Regions from separate parts of the Homo sapiens genome. Here region 2 is linked to region 1. A link is a loop called in an ENCODE intact Hi-C map of the cell type or tissue named here. Cell type or tissue: PC-3. All regions are shown on one strand.

What was found. A loop is a pair of places that touch in the nucleus more often than their neighbours do. Peaks named below come from ENCODE experiments on the same cell type or tissue, not always from the same donor. Only the 100,000 strongest peaks of a DNase experiment are listed, where the experiment ranks them.
Region 2: it touches region 1 in a loop (4-fold over the local background); 3 of 110 quality-filtered maps call a loop at or near these places.

Annotation. Positions count from the first base shown.
Region 1 is chr4:117,131,048-117,139,047 of GRCh38, forward strand. No RefSeq gene overlaps it. Among named protein-coding and RNA genes, the nearest start is that of TRAM1L1, 49 kb to the left of the region's middle. In PC-3, a CTCF peak has its summit at 3,475 (motif pointing right); DNase peaks (open chromatin) are centred at 3,504 and 6,304; H3K4me3 peaks cover 750 bases; H3K27ac peaks cover 981 bases.
Region 2 is chr4:117,320,548-117,328,547 of GRCh38, forward strand. It overlaps LINC02262 (long intergenic non-protein coding RNA 2262), which reads right to left. Exons shown (of 7, transcript NR_147151.1): 4 at 765-816. Among named protein-coding and RNA genes, the nearest start is that of LINC02262, 36 kb to the right of the region's middle. In PC-3, no CTCF peak of the experiment used is centred here; DNase peaks (open chromatin) are centred at 4,584 and 4,824; H3K4me3 peaks cover 3,506 bases; H3K27ac peaks cover 4,125 bases.

The sequences.
Region 1 (8,000 bases):
TGTGTGCAAGTTCTGACTTAAAATTGTGTATTCATCACATGTATTTGTATTTGATTAACGCAATGAATCTTGTTCATGGCAATGTTACCATCTACAAGAGAAAAATAATAAATATTCATCCAAGTGTATATTTCATAATATTATTTATAAACTATGCTGTACTTTCATACACTTAGTGACTTTTAATTTTGTCAAGTTATCATTTTGCTCATGAAGGACATTGTACAGTGTACTTCAAATGATAGTAGTATCATTTATTCTTTAATTTTATATTGTATTCCCATTAAAAGTGTTCTAATAAGAGAACATTTTTAATTCTCATACAATTTTATCTTTGCTTTTTATTTTTAAATACATTTTAATTAAAGTGTAATAAATAGAAAATATTTGCACAAATTATAAGTCTGTATCTTGGTCAATTTTTGCAAAATGAACATATCCTGTCCACAAGCCCCAGATCAAGAAAGAGAACATTGCTAGTACACTGCACTCCCTTTGTATTGTAGTTTTATATAAAAGAAAAACAAATTTCTGTATTCTTATGTATCTGATTTTTTTTCACTCAATATTATGCTTGTGAAAGTTATGTTTGGTAGTGTGTGTAGCATACATTTTTTTTTATTTCTGTACCACATAGTATTCCATCGTATGAGTCTACCTCAATTCATTGGTCCATTCAATTTCTTTCTAATTTAGACTATTTACAAATCATAATTTTAAAAATATTATTGTTCTTTTGATAAATCTATGTAAAGATTTCTATTTGCTATATACTTATGACTATAACGGTTGGCAATTGTGATTGCTATGTTTAGCTATGGTAGGTACTACCCATTTTCCATAGTGGTTCTACCAACATGTACACCAAACAGTGATCTATGGGATACTCTGCTGCTTCACATGCTTGTCAATGCTTGATGTTGTATATTTTTTTCATTTTTACATTTACACTTTCCCTGATGACTATATTTTCATGTTTATGGTCATTTAGATGCCCTCTTTTGTGAAAGCCTATTTAAATATTTTGCCTCTGTAATTCCAGCCTGATTAATGGAAAGGCAATTTTTTTACTTTTCAGCCAAAGCTAGTATTTACTTTCTAATATTCACTAGATTGAGCAAGTTCCTTTTATAATATTTTGATTTGAATTCAATGAATTTGTGTTAAATAATATTGCTAGCTTGCTTAGACTTAAATTCCACTTCTGCTACTTACTACATGTGTTGACTTAAGCAACTTATTTAAGCCCTTAATGCTTTTGTATTTTCTCAGTGAAGTGAGAATTATTGTAGCATATTTATCATGGCAGTGTTATGATAATTTATATATAGTATTTAACTATAATAGTACTCATCATATGGGAAATACTATATAAGTGACTGCTATTAGAATTGTTATCTTTCTCTTCTCTATTATAGCTATTATAACCTTGTAATTGGAAAAAAAAACAGCTTATCTGACAACTCATTAAGGCCCCAATTATCAACTTGTCTCTTCTAATGCCAAATTTGTGTAATCTACTATTTATAGTTGATCCCTTTTCTCAGTCTCTTTTCAAACCTATCTTTGACTTTCACTGTCTTTGGCATTTTTCACCCTGTGTTGCTTTGTTTGATATGAAGAATTTGCAAACTGTCCTTATGTTTCTAATATGCGTACCTATTCCCTAAGACACCTATCTTCTCACCCAATTCTTGCTGATTGCCCTTCCAGATAATATACTTTGCCACATATCTTTTATAAATTTAAAGAGCCTGGACTGTTGAAAATATATTTCCTGATTATTACTATTTACATATTAATGTTTTATAGGATTTTGAAAAAGAAAAATAAATAACATAAATTATTGTCATGAACAAAGTATAATTAACATTCTGCTTTCGATAAAATTGGAAGTTACCATTTCATATGACTTTTTAAATTAACATAATTTTTAAAAGAAGTTTTATGTTTATGAAATAAAGGCAGAAATTACAGACAGTTTTCTATATCTATTTTCTAAATAACATAAGAAATGATTGTCTTCAACAAAAGGATACTTGGGTGGCATTCTACTTTTACTGCTTTGTATGAGCACCTGTTTTTACTTAACAGACTTTTATAAAAGAAGTTCACATTTACCGAAAAAATGGGTAGAAAGTACAGAAAGTTTTCTATTATCTCCTTCTCCTATCCATATTTTATTACAATGGAATTAGCAAAAATCAATTATTATCAGGGACATTTTAGTTTCAGGACTGCTGAAAGTATAGCCTCTCTTCTTAAAGTCCCATAAAATAAAGTAGAATTTTTATAAAGTATATTAATACTAAACATGAAGATATACTAATAGAAATTATTCAAAAATAAGGATAAAGACTTTTTTAAGAATCAAAGAAAACAAAGCAAGAACACAGCATCACTTAGTTATGAGACAACTTCAAACAAATCTACATATATGTAATTAGTTTTCATTTAATCAGAAAATTTACTGGAATAAATAATAGTGAAAATATTTCAAAAGTGGAGAAAAACTATATATGCACTGATCCATGAAGTTCATCAAAACCAAGTACAAAAATGTTTTTAAAAAACTACACCATGATACAAAATAATCAAATTGCTCAAAATTATTGATAGATTGCCTTAAAAACAGCCAGAGAAGATGGACACATTACATAAAGGGAAACAAAGATAAGGCTGACAGCCGAATTCTTTTTCAAAACAATGAAAGCAATAAGAGAGTGGAGAAAAATATTTAAAAAAAACACTTATCAATCTAGAATTCTATACTCAGTAAAAAGATCGTTCAACAACAAAATCAACATCTTTAAAATATAGGATGCTAAAATAATACTCTTTCAGCAGACTAACATTATGTGAAATGTCAAAGGAAATCCATCATACAGTAACAAATGATACCATGTAGAAATATGGATCAAAAAAATAGGGAGCAATAAGGTGTTATTGGAACACACACACACACACACACACACACACACACATATGTATATGAGCAGCAAACATAATAAAAATGAGCCCACTAGAGATGGTACTTTAACACATTATTTTAAGTAATGTTAAAAAAACAAAGTTTTAAGAACAGAGTGGAAGAAATACTGACCCAGAATATATTCAAAGAGAGGAAGCTATGATCAATAAGCAGTACCAGGTACCCGGAAGAACACAAAACATGTACAAGGGTGGTTAATTTTTAGGCTGGAAAAGTATTTAGAGCTGAAAATAGAGTTGTTTCCCAGAAAATTTTGTGCATAAAACAGTAAACCCCCTCTATAACTTCAGGTCACAGAAAATCCATCAATCACCAACATAATACAGACAGAATTATTTTTAGTCACAGAAAACAACGTAAGAAGACAGTTCTTTCAGGAAGGTACGGTTTTCTAAGCGTGTTATTAAGGACTCAGAATGCTGTATTTTTTCTAAAGTACTTGTCATTTTACACTTTTCCCTTGTGGCCTCATGGTGGCAATGCAGCTTCAGGAACAACAGTTGTTGTCCAGGCAGAAAGAAAGAATGGGGAAAAAGGTGCCTAGTTTCTTTTAATCATCTAGAAAAGGCTCCCACAGAGATTTCTTCCTACATCACATGGCAAGATCTGTGATATGTGGCCAGTGCTAGCTGAAAGGAATGCTTAGACGTCAAATACTTTCACTTTCTAGAATCCATGTAGCAGGAAAGTAAAGGAGAAAGGAGTTGAGAATGACTTTGTTTGACTTTGTGTTTATAAAAGCTACAGAATAAAATGGTAAACCTGAAACAAAGAAGCCAAAAATATGACCAGAGAGAAAGCTGATAATTCAAAAGAAATGGAAAGTTCATTTAAAAATTACTTCATAATATTTTAAAAGATATTCCACAATCTTGTAATCAATTGGATCAATGCATGTAAAAAATTATAAAAGTCATATTTTGTAAATAATAATTATAATAATAGAATTTGTAAGTGTTCTGAAAATCCATAATGGTATCATTTTTGCAGAAAGCAATTTGAAGGTAAAGACACGCTAAAGCATGTAATTATGAGTGGTATTCAATCTGTAGCTCCAAATATCTGCTAACTTAGAAGAAGTAAAGTTAAAAATATCTTTTTATCTCTCTCACACACACTCACACATGCACGCACACACATGCACACCACTATTACCACAATCACACAATGACATAAACCACATATTATGATTGAGGAAAAATTCCTGCTAGTGTAGATCTCTGTATTCCAATCCCCATAAGAAATACCTGCCAGTAGCTGAACAGATAGAAACTGCCTTATTTTTAAAATATTGGTGAAGAGGAAAAGCAAAATGACAGAATAAGACCTTTCAGTGTTCATTTCCTTATAGAAACATCAATTTTAACAACTATCCATGAATAAAACTATCTTCACCAGAGCCTCAGAAACAGCTAAGAGATCACAGTACCTGGTATTGGCATAATTATAAGAAAAGTCACGTTGAAGAAGGTAGAAGGGACAAAGCTATCTTGCATGGATCATTGCTTGCCCCACTCCAAACAGCACAGCAATGAGAAAGACCCATTCCACTTGGGGGAAAGAGAAGAAAGTGAGTGCAGGACTTTGATTTGAACTCAGTGCCAGGCCAATCACAATGAAATCCAACACCAGGCAGAAGCTGCCAGCTCCTGACCCAAGACACATGTCTGTGGACAGAAATCCTATCCCTGCCTCAGTTCCAGGTAGAGAATGGTGGCCTTGTTGAAATAGACTCTTTCTGGCTCACATTACTGCTGGCCATCTGCTGCAGTCTCAAACCACAAATAAACCTCAGCATCAGGCATTTGGTGACAACATGGGCCTTGAACATTACTCTGTGCTGCTTTGGTCTCAGTAACTGTGGGATTCAGGTGGGCCTAGCATTATAGTGGTTGTGGCAGCCATGAGAATGCCCACCCCATTCTTCTCCAACCCCAGTCAGAATAGCAAAGAAAGAGACATTGTTCACATGGGAGAATGAGTGGCACAAAATCTTGCCTTGGAGTTTAAAGCCTGGACTACATGGGAAAGCCCAGCACCAGACAGAGATCTTCAGCACCTGAGTACAAACCAGAGACCATGGGTAAACCCTCTGGACCTGCACTGACCTCAGATGGAAACTCAGACCAAGCAGGATAGACAACATTCTTTAGGGACTTAGGATGTCATCTTGTACTAAACCAGCAGGAGTGACCAGGGGCTCAGAGAAAATAATAAGCACCCTGCTTACAATTTCTGAAAAGACAGGCATAAAAAAAAGCCAGACTGTGAGAACTGAAACAAATACCTAATTCTCCAGTTCACAGATGTTGTTGTTCAACCACAATCATTAAGACCATTGAGAGAACTATGAGTTTACTGAATAAAATGATGCACAAAAGATCCACCCTAAAGCAATCAATATGTATGATCTGCCAGGAAAAGAAATAAAAATACCTCTTTTAAGGAAAATCACCAAACTTCAAGAAAACACAAAGAAACAATTCAGTGGTTTATCAGAGAAACTTAACAAAGAGATTGAAATAATCAAACAGAAACCTTGGAGCTGAAAACTACAATAAAAAATTAAAAAATGCAATAGTGGGGGAATCAACAGTAGAATCAATTAAACAGTAGAAAAAATGGTGAGCTCAAAGATAGGCTGTTTGAAAATACACAGCCAGGGGAAAAATAAAAGAAAATTCAAAGGAACAAAGAACGCTTATGGGAACTATGAGACAACATCAGGAGTAAATACTCAGGTTATCGGGGTTAAAGAGGGACTGAGGAATTCCAAAGGTCTGGAAAGATTATTCAAATAGGCAGTATCAGAAAACTTTGCAAAACCAATAGAGAAAAATAAAAGTATCCAGGTAGACTAAGATCAAAGGTTACCAATCGTTTTTATTTATTTATTTACTTATTTTTAATTTTTTTATTATACTTTAAGTAAGACAACGAAAATAGGAAAAAAAAAAACTACAAAAATGTCCTAAAAATCAAGTAAGAAATCCCTGTAGTAAAGCCTTGCTTACTGATAGTTAAACAGAAGTGGATTAAATTATCTATTTAAAAGAGAGAGTGACTTAATAGATTAAAAAAGAAGATTCAAACCTATGTTGGTAACAAGAAACTCATCTCATCTTTAAAGAAACATATTGACAAAGCCAACAGATGAGAAAAGATAGTCCATGCAAATGTAAAGTGAAAGAGTAGTATATGTCATACTAATATCACATAAAATAGACTTTCTTTTTTGAGCCAGGGTTTTGTTCTGTCATTCAGGCTGGAGCGCAGTGACGTAATAATGACTCACTGCAACCATGAACTCCTGGGCTAAAGTTATCCTCCCACATCATCAGCCTCTTGAGTAGCTAAAAATACAGTCACACTCCACTAAGCCTGACTAATTTTTATGTTTTTAGTAGAGACAAGATCTCTCTATGTTGCCCAGGCTAGTCTCAACCTCTTCTGCTCAAATGATCCTCTCACCTCAGTCTCCCAAAGTGCAATCATAGGTGTAAGTCACTGTGCCTGAACTCAAAAAAATAAACTTTAAATCTAAAGCAGTTAAAAGAGACAAAGAAGGTCATTGTATAACTATCAAAGGGTCAATTCAACAAGATAATATAATATAATATAATATTATAATATATATAATATAATATAAGATAAGGTCATTGTATAACTATCAAAGGGTCAGTTCAACAAGATAATATAGTAATTGTAAATATATATGCACCCAACATCAGAACACCTAAATATATAAAGCAAATGGTAGGGGACACCCCACTTTCAGTAATGGACAAATTATCTAGATAGGAAATCAACAGAGATACAGTAGAGTTAGACTGCATTTTAGATCCAATTAACCTAATAGATATCTACAGAATATTCCAACCAACAGCTGCAGAATATATATTATTCTGAACAGCACACAGAACATTCTTCAGGAGAAATCATATGGTAGGCCACAAAGCACATCTCAAACATTTTCAAAAATTTGATTTAATATCCAATATTTTTTTTCTCACCACAATGCAATAAAACTAGAAATCAATAATAAAAAAAATCTCAGGACACTATATATATATGTATATATATATGTATATATATATGTATATATATATATACATGAAAATTGAGAAATACAATACACTCCTAAACAACAAGTGGTTCAGTGAAGAAATTAAAAAGAAAATTTAAAAATTTCTTGAGACATATAATAATGGAAATGCAACATAAAATAACCAATGAGATACAGCCAAAGCAGTACTAGGAGGAAAGTTATTAGCCATTAATGACAAAATCAGAAAAAAAAAAAAAAGGAAGATCTCAAATAAACAATCTAATAGTGTACCTCAAAGAACTAGAAAAACAAAAAGAAATCAAACCCAAAATTAGTAGAAGGAAAAATAAATAAAATGGATATAAAATGTATACAATCAATCAAGCTAATAGTTGGTTTTTGAATGGACAACAAAATTGACAAAGTTTTGGCTCAGCTAAGCAAGAAAAAAGAGAGAAGACCCAAATAAATGAAATCAGAGACAAAAAAGAAGACATTACATTAGATACTACAGAGACACAAAGTATCATTAGGTACCATTATTAACAACTGTACACCAAAACAACTGAATGACCAAAAAATAGATAAATCCCTGGACACATAAAACTTACCAAGATTAAATAATGAAGAAACAGGAAACCTGAACAGACTAATAATGAATAATGGCAGTGAATCAATAATAGAGTCTCTAATTGTATCAGTTTGTTTTCATGCTGCTGATAAAGACATATCCGAGACCAGGCAAATTACAAAAGAAAGAGGTTTAATTGAACTCACAGTTCCATGTGGCTGGGGAAGCCTCACAATCATGGCAGAAGGCAAGGAGGAGCAAGTCAAGTCTTACATGGATGGCAGCAGGCAAAGAGAGAGAGCTTGTGCAGGGGAGCCCTTCTTTTTAAAACAATCAGATCTCGTGAGACTTATTCACTATCACGAGAACAGCATGGGAAAGACTTGCCC
Region 2 (8,000 bases), 190 kb after region 1:
CACATATGTTTTTAATCTTTTACCTAAAGGAACCAGTATTAATCTCTTTTAATTATTTGCAATTCCCTGCAATCACACACTGATTTTGATATCAAAGATAATATGAATATATTACTTACAAAAATCTCACAATGGAAAACTATTAAAATGATAAATATTCCAGTTTCTTTTGAATTTTTTTGTGTAAATTTTTTTTTTTGGAATTACATACATTTGCTAAAATTATTAAAATGTAACTCATTTTGATTTGTTCTTGCTATGGCCTGAATATTTGTCCCCTGCCCCCCTTATTCATATGTTGAAATCTCAACCTCTAAGGTGATGATGATATTAGGAGGTTGAGGTCTTTAGGAGGTGATTAGATCATGAGAATGAAGCCCTATGAATAGGACTAGTGACCTTATAAAAGGGAACCCAGAGAACTACTTTGTTCTTTTATCATGTGAGAACACAGTGAGAAGGCTCTGTCTTTAAACCAGGAAGCAGATGCCATAGTTTGTGTCGCCCAAGAGTTTGCATGTTGGAGACCTGGAGACCTGGCTACTCAATGCAGCAGTGTTGGGATGTGGAATCTGGTGGTAGGTGTGTGGATTGTGGGGGCAAAATGTTAATGAATGAATTAATCCAAGTCTCAAGGGACTGGGTTAGTTCTCACAAGAGTGGGTTGTTATAAAATAAATTAGGCTTCCTCAGCTTCCTTTTGTAATTGCCTTCTCACAATGTGAATATCTTCTCATGCTATGATGTAGTAAGAAGGCCCTCACCAGATGCCAAGCAGATGTAGCCTCCTGACCTTGGACTCTCCAGCCTCCAGAACTGTAAGAAATAAATATATTTTCTTTATAAATTACCCAGTTTATGGTAGTCTCTTACAGCAACAAAACTAGACTAAGAAAGAGGACCCTCACCAGACACCAAATCTGCAAATACCTTGATCTTGGACTTCCCCGCCTCTGGAACTATAAAGAATACATTTATTTTACATTTTTTAATTTTTCTATTTCCATAGATTATTGGGGAATGGGTGGTGTTTGCTTACATGAGTAAGTTCTTTAGTGGTGATTTGTGAGATTTTGGTGCACTCATCACCTGAGCAGTGTACACTGCACTCAAGCCACATAGTTTATGGTATTTTGCTGGGGCAGTTTGAACAGAAGTAACAGTTCTTAAAGAACAATGGATTTGCATCAGGGAAGAGAGTAATTTTTGAGCTTAGTTTCAAAAATTTCTCAATACAATTTTGCATAGTTGATAAATATGACTTAAAGAAAGTGTCATTAATTAGTATAATGAAGCCAATCAGGTACTTACTCCATTAGAATCAATGTATTTTGATATCTTTCTCATCTATGACAGTCATTAAAACCAAGTAATGATGTGAAATGAATGTAGAATTAGATATTAGGATCACAGTATCATATGAAATAAAACCAGAATTTTCAGATAGAACTAAACATATTCAATTATATTGACCTTTGACACTATATAAAATAAGGTAAAATGCATTGAAGATTATTGTTTTTATCTACTTTTTGACTTTATTTATATTTGTTCCACAGTATCATTGTAGATATCCACAGTGGTACAAAACTAGAGAATTTATACATATATGAATATTTCATGTGTAAAAGATAATAATATAGCTCTATGAGTCAAAATATATAGAGATGATTATTAGAAAATTGGGCCAAATCTCGAAATTGACCGATGGGTTAATCAGAGTAATCAGTAGGTTTTTCCCACAGTAAAATATAAATAAATAATGTTATGATAGATAGTTACAAATGACTGAGCTGTGGGGCTGAATTTTAGACTTTAGGTTTCTCAGATGGCATGATATGCAGTAATATATATCTCAATTATAACCATAAGATATTTAGCTTTATGATGCCATTCACTAAAATGTAAAATATTGGAAGTGAGTCAGATGGAGAAATGTTGAATATTTTTAAAAAGTATAATATATTTAGAAATGTAGTCACTTCTGCTTTAATGTGATATATGCATTCCTAAAAGTCACAACACTGTAAAAAACACAATTTACAAAATGCATATGGGGAAAATGTGGTTAAGAGGACATACACTCCAAATTTCATTAAGGACACATTAAAAATCTGATAGAAAATAATAGCATTTATACATATCATATTGTTAAGAAATACATAAATACCACAGTAAATATGGCACTTTATCTTGAAAAACACCTGAAGTCTGCTTGTAGAAGTGGGCACTGGGAGAATTGCAGGTGGACATGTGTGACTTACTGTGGATGGGTTGGAAGAGAGTTTACCTATAATCAGAGGGAAATTATCACATGGATTTGGAACGGGGTAGCTCTCACATGGTGAACTGAGGTTATGTGGTAGATGTTTGAGGGTTTGTGTGAGTGTAAGTATATGTACATTTGTGAACACACACACACACACACACAGATACTGGCTCAAAAATACATTTTTTATAGGCTGGTTTCTTTTTTGTCTCATTTACCCTACTGACCTAACAGTATTTTTTTCCCAAATATACACTTGAATATTTGTTTTGGGGACAATGTCTGTGAATCCAAAAATAAGAAAGTAATGATTACATGGTTATAATTATTTTTGATTTTAGATTATTTTTATAATATTACCAACAATTATACCAACAATTATTTATCTATAGATTCATTTGTCATATTTTCAACATTAGTCGGGTTGGCTTTTAAGCCTTCTTAACGTACCATATTCATGGTGATCTCTTATTTCCTTGTTTTACATACATATGAAATCCCTCCATTTGCTTTAATTTAGGTCATACCTCAAGTCCTGTCTTTCACAAAATCTTTGTTAATTTTAGCCCACTTCTAAACTTTATTATATCATGAATTGAATTTTAATTTCTCTAACATAGCTATACTTCTCTCTCCAACATTTGAGATTAGAGACTATACTCTCATATTCATTCAAATGTGAAACTCATATTATTGTTTAATAGGACTTTCTTGATAGACTAAGACTAATGTTTCATAATCTGTAGATGAACACAATATGTTATGATAAGTGCTATAACTAACTCTAAATAGAATGCACTGACAGCACAGAGAAAGGTAAAAATCAAATCTTCTTAGAGAGTGAGATTAGAACTACAGCAAAAGTGAACATTGAGTTCAATTAAAAAGAGAGCAGGTGGAGCGTTCCAGGCAAATAAATGGAAAGAGATATTCCATGAAGAAAATTGATACAAAAGGATACACAGTCATGAAACAGTACCAACATTTTTTGCAAAATAGGAAATGCCTTAGAGTGAAAGAAATAATATGATTGCCAAAGAGTAGTTTGGACAGTTGTGACTAGAGAGAGAAGTTATGGCCAAATTGTTGTGACCTTTAATGCTATATGGTAAGGAGTTTAGAATCAGCCTTTTGCCTAAAAAGACCTGGTGGAAGTCAATAATTAGTATTTTCCAATTTTATTTTCATCTTATAAGTATAAATGCAAATAATATTTATCACTCAAATCATATTGTTAGTATTCCTCACCCTGCTTCACCATACAAAGACCATGAATGCTTATGCTCATCTTTTATATTTAATTCTAGAGTTTAAGGCTTTCCCTTTGGGTAGTTATCTCTGACACAACTTTAAAAATAACAGAAGCTCTCTTCACAAAAAAACTGTGAAAGCACAAAAAAGTATAAAAATAAAACTGGCGTAAATTTTTGTTAAGGAAAATAAAGCTAAAACCACTAACTATATTTGTAGAGATTCACATTGCACACATTTAAAAAAAACTTGCTTTTAAGTCAGTATTAAAAATATTTATAAAAAGACTTTAAATCGAAGTAGTATTTTTTAGTAACTGATATTTCAATGAGTAAAACATACTTAATTAGAGCTATTTGCAGAATGATGTGTTGAACACAACATGAAATGTGCTCTGTAGTTTTCAGAAGGCAACAGTAAAGATACAAACCTGCCAGACATAAAATGATATTGGAATAACAAATGAGCGTAGACAGATGATTAAGTGTGTCATCACTTGCAAGTCTAAGGAAAATGAGTGTTGTTAGCTAAAATACTAAATGTTTTAAAAAGATGTCATCCCTGTCAAGTAGATATTTATTTATTCAACAAATATTTTTTGAGTACCTACTATGTAACAGGTCCTTTTCAAGGCACTCACGTAGGATTCTAGTGTGGAGACAATTAGTAAACAAGTAAACAAACAATATGATTTGAGAAAGTAAAAAAGGCTTTAAGGAAAACATAAAAGTGTGAGTGAGCATAGCAGTCTGAACTGAGGGCAACTTTTCCTAGGCTATTAAGGACAGCTGTCTCTGAAGAAGTGATAGGCAAAGGAGCTAGACCACAGGGAGTATGGTATTCCATGCAGTGCAGCTGTAAGATCATAACATCTCAGAGGAGATTAACTTTGGTCTATAATCAACCATTTGACTGGTCTTTGTCCTCTATTATTATGAGTAAGCCTCTAAAATCTTTAGAATTTACTTTCTTGTGATAGGAAGGTCTTTGTTATTTGCTGTGGGTCCCAGAGTTTATGTTCATAAAATGAGTCAGGTGGAGGCTTGCCATTCCAGAAAAACCAGCCATGTAATATCACCTGGGGTTTGGTCCAGGTGATATCAGACCAATGCCCAGGAGGAGAAGGGAACTAAAGTTCAATCACTGGTCAATGATTCTATGTATCATGCTTACATAATGAAACTGCAATAAAAACTCTGAACAACAATCTCAATTTCACTGTTCTGATTTGTATCCTTTATAATAAAATTGTAAACTTAAGTATTGTGCTTTCCCAAGTTCTGTGAGTCATTCTAGCAAATGACCACACTGATGGGGCAGTGGAAACCACAGAATTTGTAGTCATTTAGTCAGAAGCACAGATGGCCACAAAACCCTGGAGTTTCCGGCTGGTGCCTGAAGTGAGGAGGATCTTGTGAGGGACCCAACCCTCAACCTGAGAAGTCTGTGCTCAAAGTCTGAATAAAGTCAGAATTGTATTGAAGTGTTTAAGATAAATAAGGAGCAGAAAAAAGGCAAAATTGTGTTTGGAAAACATCAAGAGGGAAGACCACATTTGGGGGACTACAGGAACCAAAATACGGAGTTTGAATGTTTTTCCTAAGCACAATGGAACCTGTGGAAGATTTTTAGCAGGTGAGTAACATAAATGTAATTATGGTTAAAATGTTACCCTAGACACCATGTTGAGAATGGCAGACTGGTTTGGAGGCTAAAGTAATCTTCCAGGTAAAGACGACCAGGCATACATAGACTGTGTGGTCACAGTGGAAGTAAAAGTATTCCATTTTTTTCTTTTCTTCCTTTTTTTTTTTTTTTTTTTTTTTTTTGGTGTTAGATCCACAGAGCTTGCTGGGTTCAATAAGGAAGAAAGGTACTGAGAGAAATCAAAGACTATTCATATAATTGGCTTGAAGGTAGTAATTACTTAGATGGAGAAGGATGGGGAGAAACTGACCTGTAATACAAAGTGAAGAGTATTTTGTGTATATCAAGATGGACTATTGTGGTGACAAAATAATAATTCCTCCAAAGATGTCCACATTCTAATCTCTGGAATTTATGAATATGCTACCAGAATTAAGGCTGCTCTCCAGCTGACCTTAATGCAAGGGGAATAATCCTGTGTCATCTAGTAGGCCCAATGTAATCACAAGGTTCTCTAAAAGTGGAAGACGCAGGAGAGAAAATCAGAGGGATGGCAGAGTGAGAAGGATTCAGCACTAAGACACTAGCTTTGAACATGGAGGAAGAGGCCACGAAGCCAAGAAATGCAGTGGGCTTCTAGAAGCTAGAAAAGGCAAGGAAACAGATTTTCCACAGCGCCTCTAGGAAGGAACTCAGCTGTGCTAACTCCTTGGTTTTCTCCCCAGGGACACCTATGTTGGACTTCAAAACTATAGAACTGTAATAAAATAAATTTATGTGGTTTTAAGCCAGTAAAATTTCAGTAATTTGTTATGGCAGCAGTAAGAAACCAATACACCAGTTAGAAGTATTCAGGAGGAAGTTAATTTATAAATATTTAGTTCAAAGGAGAGGTTGGAGACAGAGACATAGATGCAAGGGTCAAAAGCATATTGACAAAAGGCAGATAGGCCAAAAGATGGCTAATTTAGATACATGTGTTGTGATAGATACAGTTTTGCAATTTGTACAATAGGGAAATTTTCTAGGATGAGTACTAAAATATTTGTATAAATATTTTAAAAGAATTTATCCATATGTTACTAGGCAAGTAGTAGGAAAAAAATTTTAAATCATATAATCATCTTATTCAATTCCTGATATAATTTTTATGTCGTGAATTATTTTGTTTAGAATATTCAAAACTATACTTTGTGAATTATTTTGTTTAGACTATATACTTTTGAATATTCTAAACAAAATAATTCATAACATAAAAATATAAAAGTAAAGTGTATAAAATTATACTTGTTTTTCATAAAACATGTTTTATGTGTTTATGTTTTTCATTTAGCACAGTTTTTAAAATTTCAAAACTAAGTATTAGAAAAATAATTAACATATATGCAAGATACAACAGAAGTTGTTCAATGGCTTATTCTATAGTAAGAATTGTGGAAGATTTTGTCTGCTTTTTTCTTTCCCCTCCATCAAATAATTTTATACTGCTTAACAACTATTGAAGAAATTCCAAAACAACACTGATTTAGTAAAATAATGAATAATTTTGTATTTGCTGAATGATAACTACTATCAGAGAATCATTAAATAAAAAATAATCTTTTTTTAACCAACTCTGGATACTGCCATGCTAATTATTTTGAGAAATGACAAAAGTTATTCTATATAATTTTCAGCAAAGTCAATTTCCCTTTATTTTATACAAATATATATTATTCTGGAGTAACATTATATTTAACTAGTTAAATTGTTTAACCACTTGTAATTCGAGGTTAATTTTTCCTGGCATCAATAGTGTCTTACTGAGATAATAATGGATTATGTTAAGACAGTCTTATTCTTTCCAGTTGAAAAGACTGTTCTCTAGCATGGGCAGAAAAGAAAGTCTGTTTTTTCCTTGATAAAGCAAATGAAAGTAAAGTGAAAAAAGCATTGCTGGAGCACACATCTAGACAAAGCTGCTTCATGCTTAAGAAGAAAGCCAGCTGTGAAGCGATACTGGCCATTTATGGTCAGATGATGGCTTTCAATGGCATCAGTTAAATTTAAAGATACCAAGAAAATTGTGTGACATTGCATTAAAAAGCTTTTAGACCGCTCTTTGGATACAAAATGCAGTTTTCGTGTAACTTTTCTCTCTCCAAGCTAGTGGAGAATAAGGCAATGATGTTTGTACTTTAGGGCAGACTGGGAGTTATTGTTACAGAATCCAAATCCAGCCAAGCAAGAATTGGGTACAAGTTATTCATTTCAATTGTGTCTTTTATACTGTACTTTTTAAAAGATTGATGTTTCCTTTTACCAAGAATTAGCTGCTATTCATATATTTTATTCAATTACAGTTATTATGTCCTGTTGAATTTTTTTTCACTACTCCTACCACTGTCCTTTCAGTATTCGCAAAAAAGCTCTTACAATATTCCATTCTGTGAGAAGTTTCGACCAAAAAGTGAGTGTAACTCTGATAACACTTATTTATAGAGCAGTTGGCTTTGATGAACAATGAACTGTTACTTGATTTTACTCTTGGTTCAAGGACATCCACAAGTGCTGTCAAATTGAAAGCACACAAGTCACCTTCCTAAAGAGGTAAGTGGTTTTCCTTCCTCTCTCTCCTGGACAGAGGTCAATTTCTGTTCAGATTGGTTTGTTTATTCCATGAGAATATGGTATTTAAAACACATAATTAAAATGTACAGTTTGAAAAGTTTGGACATATGTATACACTTGTTTAACCATCACCAGTCATTATAATGAGCACATCCTTTATCCTCAGAAGTTTTCTCATGCCGTTTGCAATGGATTCCTTTCCTCCTGTCTCTACACTCCAGCC